2 separate regions of the Homo sapiens genome follow, and region 2 is linked to region 1. A link is a contact called in ENCODE Hi-C or POLR2A ChIA-PET data. All regions are on one chromosome and are shown on one strand. Each heading gives the region's core, a stretch centred on a gene start or an enhancer-like site at or near the end of the contact. The rest is flanking DNA. Distances are from core to core; before and after follow the strand shown.

Region 1 (6,499 bases), core at 4,000-6,499:
ATTCTGAACACAGTGCTTATTCTATCTAGCTGAATTTCAAGTCTTTATATTTTTCTCCAGTCTGTTTACCCATCCAGTTTCTACTGGACATGCCTCTTCTCAAGGCAGAAACTCAACTGCTTTCAGTATCGCCAGCCTGCCCTAGTGTAACCCTCAACTCTTGGGGGAGAGAAAAAGAGAGGGATAAACCACCACTACTGACCACTGAAGCAAGAAGTAATGTTTTCAGGACAATTTTTTTTTTTTGAGACAGGGTCTCATTCCCGTCGCCCAGGCTGCAGTGAAGTGGCACATACTCGGCTCACTGCAGCCCTGATTTTCCGGGATCAGGTGATCTCCCACTTTAGCCTCTCAAATAGCTGGGACTACAGGTGCGCCACCACACCCAGCTAATTTTTTGTATCCTTAGTAGAGATGGGGTTTCACCATGTTGCCCAGGCTGGTCTTAACTCCTGAATTCAAGTGATCCACCTGCCTTGGCCTCAGCCTCCCAAAGTGCTTAGATTACAGGTGTGAGCCACTACACCCAGCCTCTTTCAGGACAACTTTATATGCAGTCTACTGGCATGCCTAGGTGAAAATAAACTAAATGACTGAAAATGTTAGTATTTTGACCCTTATAAATTCAAAAGGCAGAGAGAGCATTTTGGATGGGACAGATGGCAATTGAAAATAAGCTTGTTTACCTTGTGAGAGTCTTTCCCCCTGGGGACTGATAAGTTGTGGCTTCTGGGTCATTGCATTCCAACACTGAGGCTTCCCTGGCAACACCCCTAGTCCAAGGTAACCAGGATAGAGCTCTGGAAACCACTCCAGCCCCATGCAGCTGCGAAGAGTCTTCCTGCCAGCAGCTGCAGCATGATTGGTGAAGGGGCTCTGAGGAGTGTGACGCTGGGCTGAACATAAAGGGCTCTGGCACCCAGTGTGTGATGCTTGGAACTGACTATCAGATTTGGGCTCCAGAGATAACTGTCCCTCGGGACTCTCCATTAATGCCTTTACATCAGGGACACAATGATGATTCTGGGCTTCTGCTTTCTTTTCTTGAAGAAATGTTGTAGCTAGAGAGGCAAGACTTTGACTACTTGACTGCGATACAGAATGAAACTGGTAAGTCGTCTCCCTCGGAATGAACAAACTTAAATGTGGTCTTTCCCCTTGAGACTCCTTTCCTGTGACTGAATCCCTGGTGTTGAAGTTCTCACAGCCATGGCTCATGACAGTCCGTTCCTGCTTTTCTGTTGCAGACATACTTTTCTCTGCATTTCCTTTGCTCCCACACGTCTCTACTCCCAGGGTAAGTCCTTTCTCTTGTTTCTCCATGACTTGGATTTTACCTAATGAGCTCATTTTAAGGCTTAAAATGAGGGATTCTGTGTTCTTTTCTGGAGTCTCAGTAACTGTAACATCAGTAGGGACTCCTGAGAGGTGATCCCTGCCTTTGGAATCTCTCTCATTGCTTAATAATGTTCTTACCCTTTTAACCCCATCACTGACATTCTTTGGAGAAATATGACAATCACCAGTAGGCACATCTAGTAATTTTACTAGAAGTTCCTGTCTTTGGGGATCAATTTTGTCCAATTTGAGATCACCAGAGGTAGTTTGTACATCATTAGGTAGAGTTGAGGAATATTTTCTATCTTGATTTGACAAAGAAGGTTCTATTGAGCCAACCAGTAAAGACGCTCCAGCTTCTGAAGGATTACATCGACTTTCTCCTGATTTAGGCAAATCTTTGGCAAGTTCTCTTTTAGGAGAGGTTTTCTCTGATGCGTAAAACTGAGCCTTGGTTTCTTCTTGGAAAGTAGTCATTGGTTTAGTATTTTTTAACATTTTGAAGGATGGTTGGATTGGATTCTTGATGTCTTTATCTGCCTTTGTAGTAGCTGCTCTTTCCAAACCAACAGCTGGCAGTGGAAAGGTCTTCACTGTCTGTTCTGGTTTGTCCACCACCAACTTAGAATTTCTTTCTTCATTCTCTGTCTCTAACTCTTTCCCTTTAGCTTTAATTAAATCTTTGATTGGTCCTTTCATCTTTTTAGCACGTGGGAGTGTAGCTGGCTTGGACTGATAAACTTTTTGATCAGTAGGTATGGTTGGTCCTATCATCTTACAGTATGGCAAGTGGGATTTTAATCGTTTAAATGGCTTCTTACAGTAAGGACACACTTCCATTCTGGGTGGATTATCACTCATCCTATTCCTGAAAAAGGTAAATGTGAGATTATGAGAAGCACATAGTTTGTACATACCAATATTTTACTTATGTGTTGTATCTTTTAAATTCATTTGGAACAAGCTAGATGTTTGCTACTTACGGTTACAGCAAGTCAACTAGTCATTATATGAGTATAAAAAATTGTTTAAAAACCCTTAAACACGTTATTCAAGGACAGAATGGTAAAGAATAAAAAACTTAGGCCAGGAACCAAAGGTTATTTATTTATTTATTTATTTTGGAAACAGAGTCTCACTCTGTCACCCAGGCTGGAGTGCAGTGGCACAATATCTGCTCACTGCAAACTCCGCCTCCCAGGTTCAAGCAATTCTCGTCTCAGCCTCCCAAGTAGTTGGGACTACAGGGGCATGCCACCACGCCTGACTAATTTTTTGTATTTTAGTAAAGACGGGGTTTCACCGTGTCCGTGTTACCCAGACTGGTCTCGAACTCCTGAGCTCTGGCAATCCACCCACCTCAGCCCCCTAAAGTGCTGAGATTACAGGCGCGAGCTACCACGCCCACGCCCAGCCAAAGGTTACTGATTACAGCAGAGGTTTCCAAAGTGATAAATAGAATATGCACTAGGGTGTAAGAAGAAAATATTAGAATTACCACAATCAAAGAATGAGAAATGAAGCTCTACTAACATTTAGTAATATGCATATACACACACACACACACACAGATATACATAAAATGTATGCATAATGCACAAATATATACATGGCCAAGGACACAGTCCTGTTTTTCACTTATACTTTTTTTTTTTTTTTTTTGAGACAGAGTCTCACTCTGTCACCAGGCCGGAGTGCAGTGTCGGCTCACTGAAACCTCCATTTCCCAGGTTCAAGCTATTGTCCTGCCTCAGCATCCCGAGGAGCTGGGACTACAGGCATGCGCCACCACGCCAGGCTAATTTTTGTATTTTTAGTAGAGACGGGGTTTCACCATGTTGGCCAGGATGGTCTCAATCTCCTGACTTCGTGATCTGCCCGCCTTCGGCCTTCCAGTGTGCTGGGATTACAGGCGTGAGACACCACGCCTGGCCTACTTATAGTTTCTAGTACAACAGATTACTGGCAAATTAGTTTGACATCTTTGTTAAACATATACGATGTAAAAAATTAAAAAAAAAACATTTATACCATGTATATTTGTACCTGTTATTCTTTAGAGTCCAGAAAAGAAAATGTTTAATTCCAATGTTTAGTTGAAAGTTATTTCCTTTCTACATCTCTTATTCTTTCTATAAAGTTCCAGAGGGCAGGAAACATATCTATCCTGCACACAGCTGTATGTAAAAACCTAGCACTGAGCCTGGCATACAATATTTGTTCACTTAATTCTTTAGATATAAACGTTTAAATATTATTCAGTACTACAACTGATAATATCTTCTGACTACCAAAGAGATTAAAAAGGGTGACTGAAACCACTTACAAAATAGACACAATCTTCACCAATCCATTCAATAAAGCAACCAACCCACCTTATCCTGTACGAAGTCCTTCAAAACAAAACTGTTTTCTGCCAACAGATTACAGTAATCATTTTTACTTTGTTGTTGTTTGGTCTTTTTTTTTTTGAGATGGAGTCTTGCTCTATCACTCAGGCTGGAGTGCAGTGGCGCGATCTCGGCTCACAGCAACCTCAGCCTCCCAGGTTCAAACGGTTCTCCTGCCTCAGCCTCCCGCGTGGCTGGGATTACTGGGATTAAGGGCGTGCGCCACCACGCCCAGCTAATTTTAGTATTTTTAGTAGAGACGGGGTTTCACCATGTTGGCCAGGCTGGTCTTGAACTCCTGACCTCAGGTGATCCACCCGCCTCGGCCTCCCAAAGTGCTGGGACTACAGGCGTGAGCCACCGCGCCCAGCCTGCTGGGATTACAGGCGTGAGCCATCATTCTTTCTTTCTTTGGAGGTACACACTAACAGGATGAAAGCCACAGACTGTTTGTTTACAATAATACACACAAATGAAGCCAGTCCATGGACCTTCGGCTAACAACGTTAGGAAGGGCTTGACACCTGCTAGACGTTTCTGCCTCCACTCCACCTCACACTCAACCCTACTTGAAAGATCCCGGTACATTCCCACGATAACGTCTATACGTGGGTGTCTGTTTTCTTACCCGAGCTCCTCCAGGAGGATGCTAGTTTTGTGGGTGCTTCTCCCGGATCCCCATGCTTCCCCGATCACCGTTCCCGAGTGTGGCAGAATGAAACGTGAATGTCAGCCTGTGTAGGACACGATCAGACAGGTGACTTGGCAGCATGCACAGTGAGTAAACGCGGCACGATACTGAACCAAATAGAAACACAGGTTCCGGAAAGCAGAGAGTTAAGACCTCCCCAGCCTCCGGGCTCAAGGAGGACCTCAATAGTTCCACTAATCCTCACCCTCACCTCCGGCGCTCTCCAGCCGCCTTTCCCTCCTCCCGCTGCGTTACCAGCCTGCCCACCTCCCCGCACCCTTCCTTTCCCTGAAAGCTGTTCTGATTCTGCCAGCTGTTCTGATTCTGCGGAGTGGATGGGGTCGGCCCGGCAGCTCCTGGGTCAGGGACAGCCGTTCCCGCAGCCCCACCGAGGATTTCCTCCTGCGGTTCCAGGAAGACCCTCCGCCGGCCCCGGCACCCGATTCCCTACCCTCTCCGCTCAGGAGAGTCTCCCCCAGACTTAGAACGTGGGCCGCGGAAAACAAACCCGCCCTTGCAAGCTCCCCACAGAGCACCGTCCTCACCTCGGAAGACCTGAAAGCCCAGGCGGCCCCGGCGACAAGCCCCCCAGGGAAGCCCCCCAGGCCCCTGCCCAACCCCCGGCCAAGGAACCTCGTCAGGCCGTCTGCACCACTGCCGGATAGGTCCGCCTGTTTTAAAATATGTTACACGGATTCAACTCAAATACTTGTATGATATTATTATGACATAATTGAATTTATTTGAAACCTGGCTTGACTTTTATACCGTACCCTCCGTTGGCTGTGAACAGGCGAGCGCTTCTGCCACCCCAGGGGAGGTCCTTTCTCCCAGAAGCTCCTAGTCGCTCCTCCCGCTCCGAGCCCGCCTCTTCCCGTGGGCGGGGTTACCAGTCGGTGCGGTTGGGATGGTGCCACTGCGCAGCCGCGAGAGGGCGGTACCACGGCGGCAGCGACATGGGGGGGCGCGGAGCAGACGCCGGAAGTAGTGGTGGTACGGGTCCGACTGAGGGGTACTCGCCACCGGCTGCGTCCACCCGAGCGGCTGCGAGAGCCAAGGCCCGAGGGGGTGGGCGTGGCGGCCGCCGAAACACAACCCCCTCTGTTCCCTCTCTTCGCGGAGCGGCGCCGCGTAGCTTCCATCCGCCAGCTGCCATGAGCGAGCGCCTCCGTCCCAGGTGAGAGGGAAGGGACCCCCTTTCCATTCGTCGCCTGAGGATCTGGGAGATAGAGCCGAGGGGGCGCGCGAAATGGGGGTCGGAGCAAGAGTGGACCCGGCGGGGCTCCCTGTGGGGTGCACTGCGGGCCGGGGGAGGAGGGGAGAGGGATGCGCGAGTGATCGGATGCTTGGTTCCTGTGGGTAGCTGGAAGGTGACTCTCCGGGGTCCAGGTCTCCCGCCCCTCCATCTTTTTTCCCCCCTGTCTTTTCCTATTTGGAACGAAGTGTGATCGGTCCCGGAAGAGAGACGGTGGCCCTAAAGCTTTCCTGTCCTAAATTTAGGAGGGTGGGGGGATGGGATAAACGTCTCATCTTGGAGAGGGAGCCCCCAAAGGCTTTTGTGAGGGCACCGGGCGGGGAGCTGCCGGCTCCCCAAGGTCAGAAAGAAAGGTTGGGCTTAACCCCGCAGCAGGGAAAGATTCGGTTAGACCGAAGAACTTGTGCCCTGAACGGTTGTGAACACAGAAGGGCAGATGACCAAGGCGGGTTATGGATCTTCTCTTGACTGTGGCATTAAGAACAAGCTGGATTCTAAACTGTTTGGATTGCGGGGCCGTTTGACTCCGAAGGCGGGAGGAAAGATTTTATCGCGATGCACTCGCTACCTTCCCGAGGGAGCCTGGCCTCGGGACGCGGGTCTTAAATTAGGGGTTCTGTGCTTGACATGTACTACTAGAGTCCGGACTAAGTTGGGATTTCTTAATTTTTTTCTCTCTCTTAATTTCCTCTGCAAGAATGTGTGGAGGAGAAAGTTGGGAAAGGTTACCTCAGAATGCTCTTCCTGTTACGGTCTTTCCACAAGGATCCTTCTCTGAAATAATTATTTCATGTGATTGAAGTTCTCAAAAGTATTCTGAGTTTA
Region 2 (6,499 bases), core at 1,613-4,112, 330 kb before region 1:
TGGTCGCCCTGTGTCCACCAAGCTCAGCAGTCCCAGTCTCTCCCCAAGAGGGGCTCTGGGGGGCCGTCCCGAGGGGCTCTGGGGAGAGTCATGGGGCCGCCTGACTCTCTTCCTTCCCCAGCCGAAGCCTGAAAGAGTTAGAGCGCTGAGGTCCTGCTCCTCATCCTTCACCCAGAGTAAGTGTCCCGTGTCCATGGCTGCAGCCTCCCGTAACTCAGGACCTGCTGCAGAGAGGCTCCTCGGCCGCTTTTATCACCCCCATATCTTCTGGACCTGAGAGTGGTGACAGCCGTGTAGCTCCTAGAGATCAGGAAAAGACAAGGAAGGAAGGGTACAGGCTTACAGATCAAGGCTCGGAGCTCCGTTCTGAGGACCTTTGCGGGGGTTCTCATCGCCCATCTACCAATGTGAGTGGGATTGACCCAGTTTTCTTTTCTCGTCTGATCTTTCCCAGAGTGCAGCATAGTGTACAACAGTGACTTTCAATCCACATCAGACCTTAAAATCACACAGAGGGGCTGAAAAAAAAAAATTCCAATGCCTGGATGCAGCCCTGACTAATTCTGATTTAATTCGTTGGGGGTGGGGATTGCTTTTGAAAGCAATCCCCACCCCCATCCCTCACCACGTGATTCCAATGTGCTGCAAGGGTTAATAGGCACGAATACAAAATAACATGGGGCCCAGCACGGTGCCTCACGCCTGTAATCCCAGCACTTTGGGAGGCCCAGGTGGGCAGATCACCTAAGGTCAGGAGTTTGAGACCAGCCCAGCCAACAAGGTGAAACCCCGTCTCTACTAAAAATACAAAAATTAGCTGGGTGTGGTGGCGTGCGCCCGTAATCCCAGCTACTCAGGAGGCTGAGGCAGGAGAATCACTTGAACCTGGGAGGCGGAGGTTGCAATGAGCTGAGATGACGCCATTGCCCTCCAGCCTGGGCGACAGAGTGAGACTCCATCTCAAAAAAAAAAAAAAAAGAAAAGAAAGAAAGAAAGAACATGGGCTTTGGAACTAGGCTTTCAACCCCAGCTCTATCTCTTACTACTAGCTGTGTGATCTTAGGTGAGTTACTCAACATCTCTGAGCCTTAGTGCTGATTTTGGTTTTTAAAAAATTAATAATAAAACAACTTGGAGACAGCAGTTCCTGGTTCTTGTGGTTACTATGAGTGTAAATTAAGAAAATATACACAAAGGCCATTAGCACATAATAGGTGCTTTTTCAACCTTTGCCCCCTGTGTGCACTTTTTAGGGAGACGATGGCAATATTGTCATGTGATGTATCACAAAAGTACATGAAGCCTGCAGAGAGGTGGGCCCTGCTGTCCAGCGGTTTGAAGATAAAGCATGTTCCTTCCTTCTGCAGTCGCCTGTTTAACGACTCTTCTCCTTGTATTTATCCTGCTTGGGGTTCATTGAGCCTCTTGAATCTTCAATTTGTCTTTCTCCAAATTTGGGGAATTTTCAGCCCTTATTCCTTTAACTACTTTTTATGCATTCATTCACTCCTGACTCTTCCTAGACTTCATGTATAATATATGTTAGACCTTCATCTCCAGTCTGAGGCTCTGGGCTTTTTTTAAAGTCTTCTTTTCTGCTGGTTCTTCAGGGTGGGTATTTTTTATTGATCTATTTTCACATTCATTGACTCTTCTGTTCTCATCAATCTGCTGTTAAATCTATCCAATAAATTTTTAATTTCAGATCTTGTATTCAGCTTGTATTAGTCCATTTTGCATTGTTATAAAGGAATACCTGAGGCTGGATAATGTATAAAGAAGAGACGTGTATTTGGCTCACGGTTCTATAGGCTGTACAGGAAGCATGGCACTAGCATCTTTCTAGCGAGGGGCTCAAGAAGCTTCCACTCACTGGCAGAAAGAAAAGAGGGAGCAGTTGTGTCACATAGAGAAAAAGAGAGATAGAGGGTGCAAGAGAGAGGGGGAGAAGGTGCCAGCCTCCTTTAAACAACCAGCTCTCTTGTGAACTAACAGAGCGAGAATTCACCCATTACCGTGGGAAGGGCACCAAGGGATCTGCCTCCCAACACAAACATCTCCCCCAGGCCCCATTTCTAACATTTAGGATCCGGTTTCCACATGAGATTTGGAGGGGACACATATCCAAACCATATCATTCCACTCCTGGCCTCCTAAATTTCATGTCATTTTTACATTGTAAAATATAATCATTTTTTTCCAATAGTCCTTGAAAGTCTAAACTCATTTGAGTATCAACTCAAAAAGTTTAAAGTCTCATTTGAGACTCAAGGCAAGTTGTTTTAAATTTATGAATGTGTAAAAGCAAAACCAAGTGATTTACTTTCAAGATACAATGGTGGTACAGGCATGAGGTAAACATTTTCATTTCAAAAGGGAGAAATCAACCAAAAGAAAGAAATGACAGACCCTACCCAAGTCCGAAACCCAGCAGGGCAGGTGTTAAACCTTAAAGCTCTGAAATAATCTCTCTTGACTCCATGTCCCACATCCTGGGCACACTGGTGTGAGGGTTGGGCTCCCAAGGCCTGGGCAGCTCCACCCCTCTGGCTTTGTAAGGCACAGCCCCCCTGGCTGTTTTTAACGGGTTGGAGTCTGGTGCCTGTTCATGTTGAGGTTGTAAGCTGTTGGTGGCTGTACCACGCTGAGGTCTGGAGGCTGGTAGCCCCATTTCCACAGCTTCACCAGGCAGTGTCCCGGTGAGGACCCTGTGGGAGCTTCAACCCCACGTTTTTGCTTGACACTGCCCTAGCAGAGGCCTTCTGTGGGGGCTCCGCCCCGTGGCAGGCCTTGTCTGGGCACCCAAGTTTTTTAATACATCTTCTGAAATCTAGGAGGAAGCTGCCAAGCCTCTTTCACTTTTGTATTCTGTGTGCCTGCAGGCTTCACCATGTGGAAGCTGCCAAGTCTTATGGCGTATGCCCTCTGAAGTGGAGCCCTGAATGGTACCTGGGGTTCTTTGAGCCCTGGCTGGAGCTGAAGCAGCCAGGGATGCAGGGAGCAGCCTCCTGGGGCCGCAGAGGGCAGCAGGGATCCAGGCCTGGCCCCTAAAACCATTTTTTAGGCCTCTGGGCCTGTCATGGAAGGGATTTTCCCCAAAGACCTTCCAAATGTCTTCCAGGTCTTTTTTTTTCCAGTGTCTTTGTTATTCGTGCTTGACTCCCGTTTAGTCATGTAAATTTATCTAGCAGGAGGTTATCTTACAAGTGCCTTGGGTTTCTCACTGGAAAGGCACTTTTGTTCTCTACCTCATGGCCAAGCTGGAAATTTTCTAAGTTTTTACACTCTGCTTTTTTTTTTTTTTTAATTATAAGTGTTAAATTTAAGTCGTTTTTTTGTTCTCATATCTAGTCGTAGGAAGTTAGAAGCACCCAGGCCACATTTTGAGTGCTTTGTCGTTTAGAAATTTCTTTTGCCAGATATCTTGGGTTATTACTTGTAAGTGGTGTCTCTCATAAAGCCCTAAGCCATAGACACAGTGTAGCCCAGATTTTTATTAAGGCATAACCAGGGTGATCTTCACTCCAGTTTTTAATAAGTGTTTGTTTTCCTCTGAAACCTCATCAGCCTGGGCTTTGCTATCTATATTTCTATCAGGACTTTGGTTACAACCATTTAACTAGTCGCTAAGAAGTTCTAAACTTTATGTCATGTTTTTGTCTATTTTTGAACCCACCAAACTCTTTCAACCTTTGTTCATTACCTAATTTCAAAGCTGTTTCAACATTTTCAAGTATCTTTATAGCAACACTCCACTCTCAGTACCAGTTTTCTGTACTTGTCTGTTTGCATTGCTGTAAAGGAATACCTGAGACTGGGTAACACACACACACACACACACACACACACACACACACATATATATATAAGAATTTTATTTGGCTTATAGTTCTGGAGGCTGTACAAGAAGCATAGTGTTGGCACCTGTTTCTGGTGAGGCCTCAGGAAGCTTCCACTCATGCCAGAAGTTGAAGGGGAGAGCAGATGTGTCAGATGGAGAAAGAAGAAGCAAGTTAGAAGGCAGGAGGTGCCAGGCTCTTTTAAACAACCAGCTCTTGGCTGGGGGCAGTGCCTCACGCCTGTAATCCCAGGACTTTGGGAGGCCAAGGTGGGTGGATCATGAGGTCAGGAGATTGAGACCATCCTGGCCAACATGGTGAAACCCGTCTCTACTAAAAATACAAAAATTAGCTGGGTGTGGTGGCATGCGCCCGTAGTCCCAGCTACTCAGGAGGCTGAGGCAGGAGAATCGCTTGAACCTGGGAGGCGGAGCTTGCAGTGAGCTGAGATTGCGCTATTGCACTACAGCCTGGCGACAGGGCCAGACTCCATCTCAAAAAAACAAACAAACAAACAAACCAAAAAAAGAAAAAACAACTAGCTCTCTAACAGAACGAGAGCTCACTACCATGGGAAGGGCACCAAGCCGTTCATGGGGGAACCCCCTTACCCAAACACCACCCGCTAGACTGCACCTCTAACACTGGAGATCGCATTTCCACATGAGATTTGGAGGGGATAAATACCTGAACCATATTAGAGATCTAGAATTTTTATGTGGTTCTTTTTATGCTTTTTATTTTCCTACTAAGATTTTCTATTTGTTCATTCATTATGACCACATTTTTCTTTATGTCCTTGAGGATAGTTATAATAGCTGTTTTAAAACAATCTGTATTGATTGCCTTTTCTATTGTGTAGGGATCACATTTTCCTGTTTCTTCATGTGCCTAGGAATTTTGGAATGTATCCTAGATGTCATGAATTACATGTTTTTTAGCAAACAGGTAACTTCCCTGCACTCAAACTCCAAACTTGCTCTCCCCTGTGGTTGACAGTAGCAGAAATCTCTGTTCAGTCCCTCTAGCCTTTGCTGGGCTGCTTGGGATTGGCCCCATGTGTACATATTTCAGAGATCAGCCTAAGGTTTGGGTAGAATTTATATACAGAATTCAGGTCTCCTCCCTCTGGCTCTCCTCCTTCTGGGATTCCTGCCCTCAACTTCCAACTGCTGCGGTTGCCGCAAACTCTGTCCTCTAGTTGTTTAAGCCAGTAAGACTGGATTTTCTATCTGGATTTAGCCACCCCACTTGGCAGGAGCTAGAGCCTGACCTCAAACAAATACCCATAAATATGGGAAGTTCACCCAGTGCCATTTCTATCTTCTAAACATTGACTTCCCTCTAGTGTCAGCCTGCTTTTGGTTGTTCTCCAATGCCTCAGGCAGTTGTTTATTGCTATCTGGGGAAAGGGTTGACCTAACTAACAGCAGCCACTCCACCCTTACCAGATGCCCAAAGCCCAGCTGTTTAGTCTTTTGTTTTGGGTTTGTTTTTGTTTTTTGTTTTTTTTTCAGACAGAGTCTCTCTCTGTCCCCCAAGCTGGAGTGCAGTGGCGCGATCTCGGCCCACTGCAACCTCCGCCTCCCAGGTTCAAGCGATCCTCCTGCCTCAGCCTCCCGAGTAGATGGGACTGCAGGTATACGCCACCATGCCCAGCTAATTTTTGTATTTTTAGTAGAGACAGAGTTTCACCCTGTTGGCCAGGCTGGTCTCAAACTCCTGGCCTCAAGTGATCCACCTGTCTCGACCTCCCAAAGTGCTGGGATTACAGGCGTGAGCCACCATGCCCAGCCCCAGCTGTTTCGTTTTAATGTCATGGGGAGGGAGCAGGGCAGGACACCAGGCACCTCTCTGGGTCACACGTACATCCAGTGGAATTAGTTAAATCAGTTGTTCAGATGACGACACAGCCCAGGGGCTCAGATGCAGGAGAGAATACACACCTGCCTCACTTTAAGCAGAAATGGACTCAAGTGGACTTTATACTCTAAGCCAGTAGTGTCCAGTAGAACTTTCTGTAGTGATAGAAGTATTCTGTTGTCTGTGCTGCCCAACATGGTAGTCACTAGCCATATGTGGCCAGTGCTACTGAGAAACTGAATTTTTAATTTTATTTAATTTTAATTAACTTAAATAGCTATATGTGGCTATTGGTTACCGTATCGAACAGCTCTAAGTAAATCCAAGAAATTGAAGTGTGAATTTACAGAAAAACGTAAAGCAAGGTGAATACAAAAGAAGTTTTCAAAAAGATTTACTGGGGGCTGGGCACAGCGGCTCATACCTGTAGTTCCAGCACTTTGGGAGGCCGGGTGTGTGAAACAAGGTGGGTGGATCGCTTGAGCCTAGGAGTTTGAGGCCAGCCTGGGCAACATGGCAAAGCCGTGTCTCTACAAAAAATATAAAAAATTAGCTGAGCGTGGTGGCACATGCTACTCGGGAGGCTAAGGAGGGAGGATGACTTGAGTTGGGAACGTTAAGGCTGCAGTAAGCCATGATGGTGCCATCGCACTCCAGCCTGGATGACAGAGGGAGACCCTGTCTCAAAAAAAAAAAAATCAGTGAGAGAAAAAAGAAGACTCACCTAGGCCATTTGAAATGGGATTTCACTCATCTCAACCCTGCCCCCAAAATATGTATACCTAAAATTGACCCTT

What was found. Hi-C counts contacts between places; a loop is a spot of excess contacts on that map. ChIA-PET counts read pairs that join two places held with the same protein, here RNA polymerase II (POLR2A).
Region 2: a map of breast epithelium shows a loop between it and region 1 (9-fold over the local background). The contact joins the enhancer-like site here to the promoter of MTNAP1 in region 1. A Hi-C loop is called at or near these places in 1 of 168 maps with a recorded cell type or tissue (breast epithelium). POLR2A ChIA-PET finds 5 or more read pairs at or near these places in 3 of 52 experiments (H1, naive thymus-derived CD4-positive, alpha-beta T cell and naive thymus-derived CD8-positive, alpha-beta T cell).

The regions. Positions count from the first base shown.
Region 1 is chr17:73,231,183-73,237,681 of GRCh38, reverse strand. MTNAP1 (mitochondrial nucleoid associated protein 1) reads right to left here and starts at 5,249. Exons shown (of 6, transcript NM_001351264.2): 1 at 5,193-5,249; 2 at 4,357-4,462; 3 at 687-2,206. The coding sequence starts at 2,199. VCF1 (VCP nuclear cofactor family member 1) reads left to right here and starts at 5,288. Exons shown (of 4, transcript NM_001098832.2): 1 at 5,288-5,596. The coding sequence starts at 5,376. RefSeq lists an enhancer at 5,795-6,499.
Region 2 is chr17:73,563,679-73,570,177 of GRCh38, reverse strand. The region is part of intron 1 of SDK2 (sidekick cell adhesion molecule 2); the gene reads left to right. Among named protein-coding and RNA genes, the nearest start is that of SDK2-AS1, 53 kb to the right of the region's middle. RefSeq lists enhancers at 2,178-2,766, 3,357-3,946, 3,947-4,537, 5,513-6,013. Within about 2 kb of position 2,862, at least 5 of the 41 ENCODE cell types and tissues checked have a DNase peak (open chromatin) inside an H3K27ac peak, as active enhancers do.